3 separate regions of the Homo sapiens genome follow, and all the other regions are linked to region 1. The links are chromatin contacts, found by Hi-C in ENCODE. All regions are on one chromosome and are shown on one strand. Each heading gives the region's core, a stretch centred on a gene start or an enhancer-like site at or near the end of the contact. The rest is flanking DNA. Distances are from core to core; before and after follow the strand shown.

What was found. A loop is a pair of places that touch in the nucleus more often than their neighbours do. Pooled maps may share reads with other maps.
Region 2: a pooled map shows a loop between it and region 1 (18-fold over the local background). The contact joins the promoter of SKP2 here to the promoter of HMGCS1 in region 1. A Hi-C loop is called at or near these places in 8 of 50 pooled maps.
Region 3: a loop to region 1 is called in a map of natural killer cell, with 18 times the contacts of the local background. The contact joins the promoter of NIPBL here to the promoter of HMGCS1 in region 1. A Hi-C loop is called at or near these places in 1 of 168 maps with a recorded cell type or tissue (natural killer cell), 1 of 37 single-sample maps with no recorded cell type and 9 of 50 pooled maps.

What each region holds. Positions count from the first base shown.
Region 1 is chr5:43,311,709-43,314,927 of GRCh38, reverse strand. It overlaps HMGCS1 (3-hydroxy-3-methylglutaryl-CoA synthase 1), which reads left to right and starts at 1,516. Exons shown (of 11, transcript NM_001098272.3): 1 at 1,516-1,572. RefSeq lists enhancers at 89-603, 604-1,120, 1,127-1,356, 1,607-1,746.
Region 2 is chr5:36,150,620-36,153,838 of GRCh38, reverse strand. SKP2 (S-phase kinase associated protein 2) reads right to left here and starts at 1,728. Exons shown (of 10, transcript NM_005983.4): 1 at 1,569-1,728; 2 at 797-1,068. The coding sequence starts at 1,576. It overlaps LMBRD2 (LMBR1 domain containing 2), which reads left to right and starts at 1,952. Exons shown (of 18, transcript NM_001007527.2): 1 at 1,952-2,283. RefSeq lists enhancers at 1,422-1,611, 1,685-2,668 and silencers at 1,882-2,021, 2,622-2,681.
Region 3 is chr5:36,875,306-36,878,524 of GRCh38, reverse strand. It overlaps NIPBL (NIPBL cohesin loading factor), which reads right to left and starts at 1,756. Exons shown (of 47, transcript NM_133433.4): 1 at 1,347-1,756. It overlaps NIPBL-DT (NIPBL divergent transcript), which reads left to right and starts at 1,831. Exons shown (of 1, transcript NR_046262.1): 1 at 1,831-3,219. RefSeq lists silencers at 1,131-1,250, 1,891-2,000 and an enhancer at 2,411-2,460.

The sequences.
Region 1 (3,219 bases), core at 267-2,766:
TGCCAAGAATTTTAATCTCCTACCCCACCCCAAATTGCTGTTGATCATAATCAGGCAATGTCTCTCTCTCTGTTTACTATCTAGTTACTTTACATACATATGAAGTGAGTCATGGGCAATACTGTGGAATGGAAATCATTACTGAGTGGTCCTCTTCCCCCAAGTCATTTATGCCACCACTTCACAGTGGTTCCATTTCCAATATATTTTGCCACTTTGCTGCTGAGAATGTGTCTTACTAGGTTAGCATCTATAGTGGTTAAAAGAATCTCCCATAACAATAATTGTGTGAATCACAGAATTACCAATGACCCCTTATCAATAGCATTCCTGTTAATTAAATTGAGATGGGGAGAGATACAAACAACTCCGAACCTCACTCATGGTCCCCCACCAAAGCTAAGTATTATGGCTTCTCTCTCTGACCAGATAGAGGCAGAGTTTATTGCAAAGCCACAAGTGTCCTCCTTTGGATTCCCCCAAATAGTGTTTCAGTGAATTCCTCTAGCTTGAATTGCTCCTCTCTATTTGCTGGGGGAGTTAGGCAGTCCGTATCCGATGGATTTACTATGCCGACAATTACGTGGCCTTTCCACAGCCTTTTACTTGGCAGGTACCACATATGAAGCTTAGAAGATACAGTGGGCAACAGGCCAAATGGAGTCCCTTTCCTCAGAGTGCATGGCCTGGCAAAAATCCTTGAATTCAGTATCAACTTCCCTTCACAGGCAAGGCTCTGCACCCTCCCCACGGATGCCTAATCCTGAAACCATTTTGTTTTAGGTTTAGTTAGAAAGCTTTGTCTCAAGAGCACTTTTGTTTGTTCTGTTTTCTTTAAGTCAAGGTAGTTTTGAATAAAGGAGACAATATTTGAGTATTTACAAATCGGGTATTTAGACTATTTACACATATACAAGTTCTGGGTGAAGTATTCTGCTCCAATTTGCAATCTACGCACACTTTGCTAGAAAACGTTAAGACTGAATTCAAATCAAGTACAGTATTTCAGAAATCTTTCAGGTGAAGCCTAGTTCTGGTTGCTAGGCAACCTGACAGACTCCCAAGCTGGGACCACCTCGCCTCCCACATTTGACCATCTCTCCAGCGGTGGGACGCGGAGTACCCATTGGCCCGCATCTCCTCTCACTTAGTCCCAATTGGTCGGAGAACCTCTCACTCCGCTCCCGTTGGCTCTCGCCGTATCTCGCAGCTCCGTCATTGGCAACTGGGCTCTCGTGCCACCTCACGTCAGTCTCTCACACCACTTCCTCGGCCCTGAGACTTTGTCCCCGCCTCTTCTCCCCGCCCTTCCAGCCACGAGGGAAAATCCTAGCGAGTCATCGCCTCTAGTTTCCTTTTGATTGGTAGAAGCCGGACTGGGGGGCGGGCGCTGCCGGGCAACTCTACCGGCCGCGATTGGCTGTGGGAGCCACCGTCCCGCCTCCCAGCGACTCTCGGCGGTGCCGGAGTCGGGTGGGTTGGCGGCTATAAAGCTGGTGGCGAAGGGGAGGCGCCGCGGACTGTCCTTTCGTGGCTCACTCCCTTTCCTCTGCTGCCGCTCGGTCACGCTTGGTGAGTGTCCCGCGCTGGGGAGTAGAACTGGGCTGCGGAGGTGCCGCGGGCGGGGTGTGGGCCAGACAGAGGCGGTGTCCTTGACTAGGCCCGAAGGAGCTGGGGCTCTGGGTCAGGACGTAGGCGTGGACTTTGCCCGGGAGGATGGGGCACCGTGAGCGGGGCCGGGCGGGGGTTCCCTCGTGAGGGACCTGAGGCCGACCGTAGCGGATCTGAGAAGATCCGAGAACACAGGCGAGTCGCGGAGGGGAGAACGCGAGAGGGCGTTGAGGTCTAGGTATTCTAACGACAGAGGAGTTGGAGGTGCCAGAGAGGCAGCTGTGACCGCCTAGAGGTGAGTGGGGGGTGTCAGGAGGGGGAGAGAAGACAGTTGGGCTACCAAGGCGTTTCCAGAGCGTTGGTTAAGGGTGGACGCCAAAGGATGGGCAAGATCCTCTTTAGACGGAGGCTGGTAGGTTCGCAGGGGGTGTGTCCTGCTGCCACATATAGAGTTGATGGAAAGAAGGGAAGTGGGTAGCATTACTTTTCTTCCTCAGCTCAGGTGCAAGAAAGCGTTCACAACCGTGATTTAGACCTGGCTAAGTACTGGGGCTCAGTCTGTACTTGCTTCAAATCTCATAGATCACTGCCTCCCGCCTTCCTGCCTCCATATTTTTTTTTGTCTACGTTTTAAAAAATAGGCTTCCTTGGTGTTCTGAAATCCCACATCTCTCTCCTACTAATACCTTCGGGACCAGCTTTAGGTGATACAGTGTAATGGGCAGGCACTCACAGAGTCCTCCCACAAATAGGTTTTGGATTAAGCTAAGGATATTTCAAAGCAAGTATATGGAGTCTTTGAAAACCCACGTCTGGCCTTGACCAGTGGTAGAGAAACGATTATTCTGATCCACTCTGGAGGAGGGATTTGGGGAACAAATAATGTGAGGTTGTGCCTGTTTGTCATGCTTGTCCCTATGGCCTTAGCCTTAAGGCATCAGTAGCTGCTTTCACTGCTCACCTCTGCTGCAGCTCCCCACCTTCCCGAGGATGCTCTTGCCACCTGCTGCAGTAGGATGATGTGTTCTGGTTGCTGCTAACTAACATTTGCTCTGTTTTAGGCATGAATATGAAAAACAATGACAAGATAAACAACAAAATTAAGACAAATGGAAGTGCTCCTAGAGTTAACAGATTTTTCCTTCTGAGATGTGTTTTGGACTTTATTGCACAGATACTATTAGATGAGAGGCAGTTGAAAGTCGTTAACATTATCCGTGTCAGTAGTTCTTTGCACTTGAGACACCTAAGCAGCTTGTGTTCTTTAAACTTTATTTTAAAATTGCAGTTATTTTTGTGTGAAGAAGGGGGCAGGGATAGCATACCTTATGGGAAGAGAGAAAGGCTTTCTTTGTGTCTACCTTTGTAGATATTTCTCACCTAAGTTTGTAAGTTTGCCCTTTATTCGGTTCTACTTTAGTTCAGCTCAATTCTAGTATAATCATCAGTAACCCCAGCACTCAGAAGGTCTGACTTACGCTGTGGGGAGGGAGTGTAAAAGGATATTTTATGTTTGGAGCCATAGGCCACATCATTTGGGCCTTGTTTTAATTTTGTTTTTCATCTTAAATATCCCTCCAGATTGCTTTTACATCTTGTTTCTTTTAA
Region 2 (3,219 bases), core at 479-2,978, 7.2 Mb after region 1:
ACTCGTTCGCCTGCTTGAGGAACTAGGGGATGGGGAGCTATTAAGGAGGGAAGATACAGTAAGTTCTACATTTCAGTCAATCCATTCTAGTTCGGGGGATAGATCTGGGGAGAAGAAGGTTGGAATTATGAATCCACTCCAATAGTTCAGGCAAGAGACGACGAGAACTTGAGAAATAGTTACCAGAGAAGAGGGAAAGATGCGATGAATGACTGGATGTTGGGGGGCGGTGGGAAGCTGACTGACTCTCAGGTTTTCGGGTTGGGTGATTAAACAGATAGTGTCAGCAGTAATGGAGACAGAACATACCAGGAGAAGCCAATATGGGGGTGGGAGTGGGCCTGGGGAGATGTCTCCCCCACTTAGGTGAACGTTCACTTCGCAGTCCACTGATAAATAACTAAAGTGATTAAGGCAAAAAGATCACTCAGGGGTACAAAGCAAAAGGAATCCTACAAGAAGACCACTGTTTATGTTTCTGTTAAACGGTGAAACTGAGCTGGCCTTGAGGCAGGCAGATTCCCTTCTAAGGAAAAAGGCAGGAATGTCTTCTCATGGGTTAAAATTTTCAAGGTGATTATGCACCAGAACATACATATATATATATATATATATATATATATATCTACCAAGATTCCTGCATACTTGACGACTTGCCCTATTTTGTTGAAAAATAGCTTCAGAATTAGGCAATCTTAAAAGGAACCCATGCTAAAGATCTCTGAACAAAGGTTTCCCAACAACATAGCTAAATCCACCCTTTGCATAACTGACATTTTTACCCTCATGTCCTTACCTGGAAAGTTCTCTCGATTTAGCTTAGGCCTGCGGACAATCACAAAGTCTTTGTCACTCCCTTTGCTCTTCAGCCGTTTCCGTGGGGGGCTCTCCGGGTGGCCCAGGTTTGAGAGCAGTTCCTGGGGGATGTTCTCACTGTCGGGCTCCTCTTTCTCCAGGGCGGAGACCCCCATGCCTGACAGCAGTTCAGAAGTCTTGCTGGAATCCCATCCCCACGTGAAGCTGGTGGCAACGTTGCTACTCAGGTCTGGAATCTCCTGGAGGTGCTTCCTGCAGAAGTGCACAATACCCCCGGTTCCTTTCGAAAACACACCCATAAATAATTTCAAGGCAATTAAAGAAGCTGCAGTTTATGCATTGTAGGAAACCTTCACAGCAGCTAACAGAATCGCATTTTTTATGTGCCTGCGGCGAGTTACCAAGAAAACGAAGAAATGAAAAGAACAAATCGAGAAGGCTTTTTGACTTACGATCCTGCAGAAGGCCTCAAGAATTTCTCCCAGTGGAGGGAACAGACAAGGAGAGAGACAGGGCAATCATACACTGATTGAAAACGGTGGCAGAAAAGCCCAATTAGGGAAGCCAAATAAAACCACACGCTGATCCCCGCACTAAGGCATCCATCCATTCACACTTTCCCCAAGAAGGGGCTAAGCAACCATTCACTTAACAGCATTACTAACAATATTAGCCAGTAGCGATATTCGCGGCCTAAAAGAATTATTAAGAGGGTCCATTTCATGCTCTTCCCCTTTTTGCAATCCGTTTACCTGTGCATAGCGTCCGCAGGCCCGGGAGTTTAAAATACGTGCATTAACTGCAGAGCTGCTCGCCTCCCAGATTCCCGCTTTGGCGCGCGGCGGCTCCGAGCGTGCTGCTCGGGCCCCCAGCAGCCAGACCCGCTAAGCCTAGCAACGTTCCATCCCCACTGCGCGCGCAAGGCTCTACAGCCCGCTCTGCTTCGCGGCCGCACTGAGGCCCAAGGCCTGCTGGGAATTGTAGTTTCCGTCCCGCTTCGTAGTCCGACGGGCTCGCCCTTACTTCCTTCCCTTGCAGCTTTACCCGCCTTCGAGATACCCACAACCCCCCGCGGGAGCGGGACTGGTCGGCCCACGGGGTAGGCGGGGAGGCGGAAGCGGGCGGCGCTACGGCTGACTGGGAAATGTCAGCCGCTGGACTGTAGACGGATTTTCCTTTCTCGGGAGCCCGCAGGCCTTCTGGTGATCGCCAGCGCTGTCGTCTCTGAGCGTGGATCCCAGAACCTGGACAGCTGTGGCGGCCGCCGTTTCCCGGTCCCGTCCAGACGCTGTCTGGCGAGATCGGACGGTGAGCCTAAGGCGGAACGCGTGAGGCGCTTTTGAGTCTGGGGTCCGGGGCCGAGAGCAGGCGGAAAGAGAGGGGACCCGGCAGACCCCGAGTGGCCGCCGCTGCGGGGCCCAAGTCCTTGGCTGCTGAGTGGTGACAGTAGCCCAGCCCGCCGGCCAGGTGAGAGGCTGCGAACTGCTGGCGTCGCACCTGTTCGTCCTTTTGCCAGGAAGCTTCTTCCTCCGTCGGGGAGAAGGCGGCCCTAAGAATTGGGTCTGTGGACGGGATCCTTCCTTTATCTGTAAAATAACGCACAACAGCTAAACACGCCGTTGGAACGAGAGACAATGGTTTAATTTTAGGGGAGCCGGAGACCCCAGCGGGTCCTGTGTGGTGGGAAGGCTGCGCATGCCCTTGCAGCCTTGACAGGTCTCATAAATAGCAACATGGGAATAAATGAAAGGACTGTATTTTGCAACGAGCTTTACCCGTGCACGCAGGGGGCCTCCAGCAAAGCCATTTGGTTGCTTGCTGTCGCTCAGCTGGCTACGTGTGTTTGCGTCGCCGCCTAAAAGCGAGCTGCTTTCAGCCTATCTCTGCTGAGAAGAGTTTGGGGGCAGTAAGAGTAGGGAGCGTGACATATTCCAGGTACAATGACCATGCGAAATCCATTGGGCAAACTATACTACAACTGTGACCCCGGGAAAACAGTGGAAGAGGGAAGGGGGATGAATTCTAAGCCTCATAAAAATGAAGATTTATAAAGTTCATAAGGAAGCATAACAGCTTCATCGCATATTAGAATATTCAGTGATGCTGTATGACACACCCTCTGGTTTCCTTGAAAAAATGATTCGCTCTGTAGTGAAATTAAACCTCCCTTGTGCAGGTATATGCTTGTTTCAAGCTTGGTCCTTAGCTTGAAAAGTAACTGCCTCTTGAGGAAGGAATTCATGAACCTTTAGCTCGTTCTTGAAAGATGAGATTGGTGTAAAGAAGGGATCTGTTCACAACTTGGTTTTGATTGGAACTAGGTGCAGAATCCTAGGCTAAGCCGTTCATCAAACTAATGTTATATGGAAAGCATTTTAAAATGCAATATCCTGATGTTTTACA
Region 3 (3,219 bases), core at 507-3,006, 6.4 Mb after region 1:
TTCCTTCAGCGAATATGAAACAAAATATCAAAACGTGTAACCCAGGTACACTTTTCTAGCAATTTGCCTGACTGAGGAATTTTAAATTGGTGTTTCCCCCTTATACCAACCTACATTATGAACGCCTCCATAAACAAGCTCGAAACACTTAACTTACTCATGAACTAGAACTTGTCAAGTTAGAACTGATATTTTTCTCCAGCATTTACAGATACATTTAACCTATTAAAATGACACCTCTCTCATTACACAGTCAAACATCATGGCACAAACAGCCAATGACAATCCTGGGACCTCAAGAAGAACTGCCCTGACATAAAAGGATGGCACCTTCTACAATTTTTTAACCTCCCAAGGATTTTAAGTATAACTTAATTTCTTTTTTGGAAAAAGAAAAGAAAAGTGGTTTTACCCGTATCTCAGCACAATTCTCAGAACACTTAAAATTCTTTGTATGCTCCTACACGTTTTGGTCAGGAAGTACCTGAGTGTTTTACGTATAGTCGCTTAAAACTGCCCTTACATAACGCATACAAATAGAAAGTGGCAGAGTAAACCTGTCAAGTACTTTATACTTGTCTTTGAATAAAAAGTCCATGTGCAACAACACACTGTCAAAACAACAAGATAAAAGCTCTTGGGGAGGGGGAGATGTGCAGTGTCTACCACAGTATGTTTTTCTGTATTAAATATTCATGTGGACGATTTAATTCTTTAAAAAAGAAAATGAGTCTTTATGAACTTTCCAACGTCCAAACAAGTTTTAGAAAGAGAAAGAATTACCACTGGATCCGCGTCTGAGTATTTACGTTTGTCTCACTAACTGAAACTACTTCCTCCCTTCATGGGGTCACAGGGGGAAGAAGGGAGGTTGTTTGTTTCACTGGGACGTTCCCCACTCCCGGACCGGGAAAGTTGTAAATATGGGGACGATCAGGGCACATTTGCTGTTAGTTGTATTGTTTCCGCCTCCCCACTAGCTACGGCTCCACTCCCGGGCGAGGCCTGTCACCGACCAGCAGTCGCTCCGCTCAGCCCGGAGCTCTCCTAATCCCCGAGCTCAAGTAGATTCCGCTGGCCCGCGGCCTGCACTCTCCGCCGGGCCTACGCCTCCCCGGCCGCCCAGCAGGAGCCCAGTCCCCGCCACCGGAGCCGGCCGGGAGAGGGTACAAAACCACCGCTACCCAAGGCGGCTGCCACCAGAGAGGAGCGAACTCTAGACTCGCCTGTGGAAGAGACCTGGGGCCGCTAAGGAAACGGCGGGGAGGGGAGCGAGGAGGAGAGACGCTGAGGACCTGGCGCCGGCGCCGCCGCCGCCGCCGCCGAAATAAAGAGCAGGAATTTACCTGGGCGAATCGGCGTCTGAATCCAAGGGGAGGCCGAGGCCGCTGTGGCGAGAGACTATAATCCGGGCCGGGAGGGGGGGTGGCTACGGCTCCTCTTCCGTCTCCTCAGTGCGGGGAACATGTAGAGCCGGGGGGAGACCAGCCGAGAAGACAAATCGTTGCTTCTTCTTCCTCCTCCTCCTCCTTCTCCCACATAGAAACACTCACAAACACCCGACCACGGGCCCGAGCTACCGGGGGGGCATCGCCGCGGGCCCGGGAACCAATTCTCCTGTCGGCGGGGGCGTCCCTCCCTGCGGCTTGGTGGTGTCGGGTGAGTCGGTACCGACGGAGGGAGGGGGGGGAGGGCGGGGGGAAGGAGCCCTGTGTGTGTCTCTCTCTCGTTCCGTCTCTCCCTCTCAGAACAAAATGCCGACCGGAAGTGCAGCTGCAGGAATGACTCCCTCCGCCGGCGCCAAACACTAACAACCACCCCCTCTTCCCCACTCCACTTCCGCCACCGCCGCAGCCGCCGCTGCCGCCACTTGGGCTCGCGTCCTCGGCCGCGCCGCGCGGCACCCGGGCCCAGCAGCCGGGAGGCGGCAGCTCTCCTCTACGCCCGTCCCCTCAGGGCGGCTGTGGATGTTGCCAGTATTGTCGATGCTTCAGAGCGACGTTTGCCCTGCGACACAGGCGGGCCGGCTCTCCTCTGTCTTTATTTTCCTGGAGGCCGACAGGAGCGGGGCCCGAGTTCGGTGGTGGTCGTGAGCGTGGGGGGCACTCAGGCCCGGACGGGCTCTCAGGTCGCCGACGGCGGCGGCTGGAGGCCGCGCTGGCTGTCCCAGGTCGTCGTTAGCTTTAGGGAGCCGATCTCCGGGCGGCCCCACAGAGGACGCCCGCGATTCGATGGCGATGATGCCCGTTTTAAATGGTGTCCCTGCAGCCGGGTGGATGGATGGATCGTACACCTTGCCTTTTGAGAGCCGGGACCTTACGCCCGACTGCGTGTTATTTCTGCGAATAAGAACGCAACCTTTGGAGGTGAAGACGACTGTCGGCTGGATTGAATTGGAATCGTGTTTGTGATGATGCGTTTATTTCTGGAAATACGCGGTCTCCGCTGCTTTTGCTTTTTGTCGGCAGAGGTTTGGGTTCTTCTCTAACGGTCAGGATAAAGGCCTGTAGGCGACGCTGCGCGAGCGAGAAGCTCGCCCGCGGCTGCCCGGGCGCCCCCCTCTAGGTGTGGGTGGAGCCGAGCGCGCGGGGAGAACCGCCGGCCCCGACTCAGCCACCGGTGACTGCGGGCGACCCGCGGGCCTGCGGCCAGCTGATTTCAAACATCGTTTTCCTCTTTAGGTTCGGAAAACTGAGGCGCTGGACAAGGCTGGAATACAATATGTGATTATACGTACAGTACTATGGTTGTTGTAGTTTTTAAATTGTAAAACAAGAAGTAACCATTGTTCCACCGTTCTCTATTAAGTTTGTGTAAATTAAAAAGGGGCTATTTTCGGTAAAAAGTGCAGTAGGTAAGCGGAATTTTACTCAACCGGGACGAAATTCGTGTTATATGAATTGTATTGTGTATTTGTGTGTGTACCAGTGCGCTAAAAGTAAGTAGGAAAACTTGCTTAGATTATTCCTTTTGCCTCAGGCCACTCAGGGGGCCAAGATCCTGTCACTCCTTTTCTCTAGGCCCTGCGAATGGCTTCCCGTCTTGAGGGGAGTGAGCCAAAGCCTTGACTGCGGCAGAAGTCCCCGCGCGCCGTTGAGGGTGGGGGCGGGCCTGCCCTGGCATCCTTGCGAGTAGGACTCTTCCCTGAGCGTCGTCCACAGGGCTTGCTCCTTCACCTTCAGGATTTTGCTCGTGTCACTCGGTGCTTCCGCGGCTACT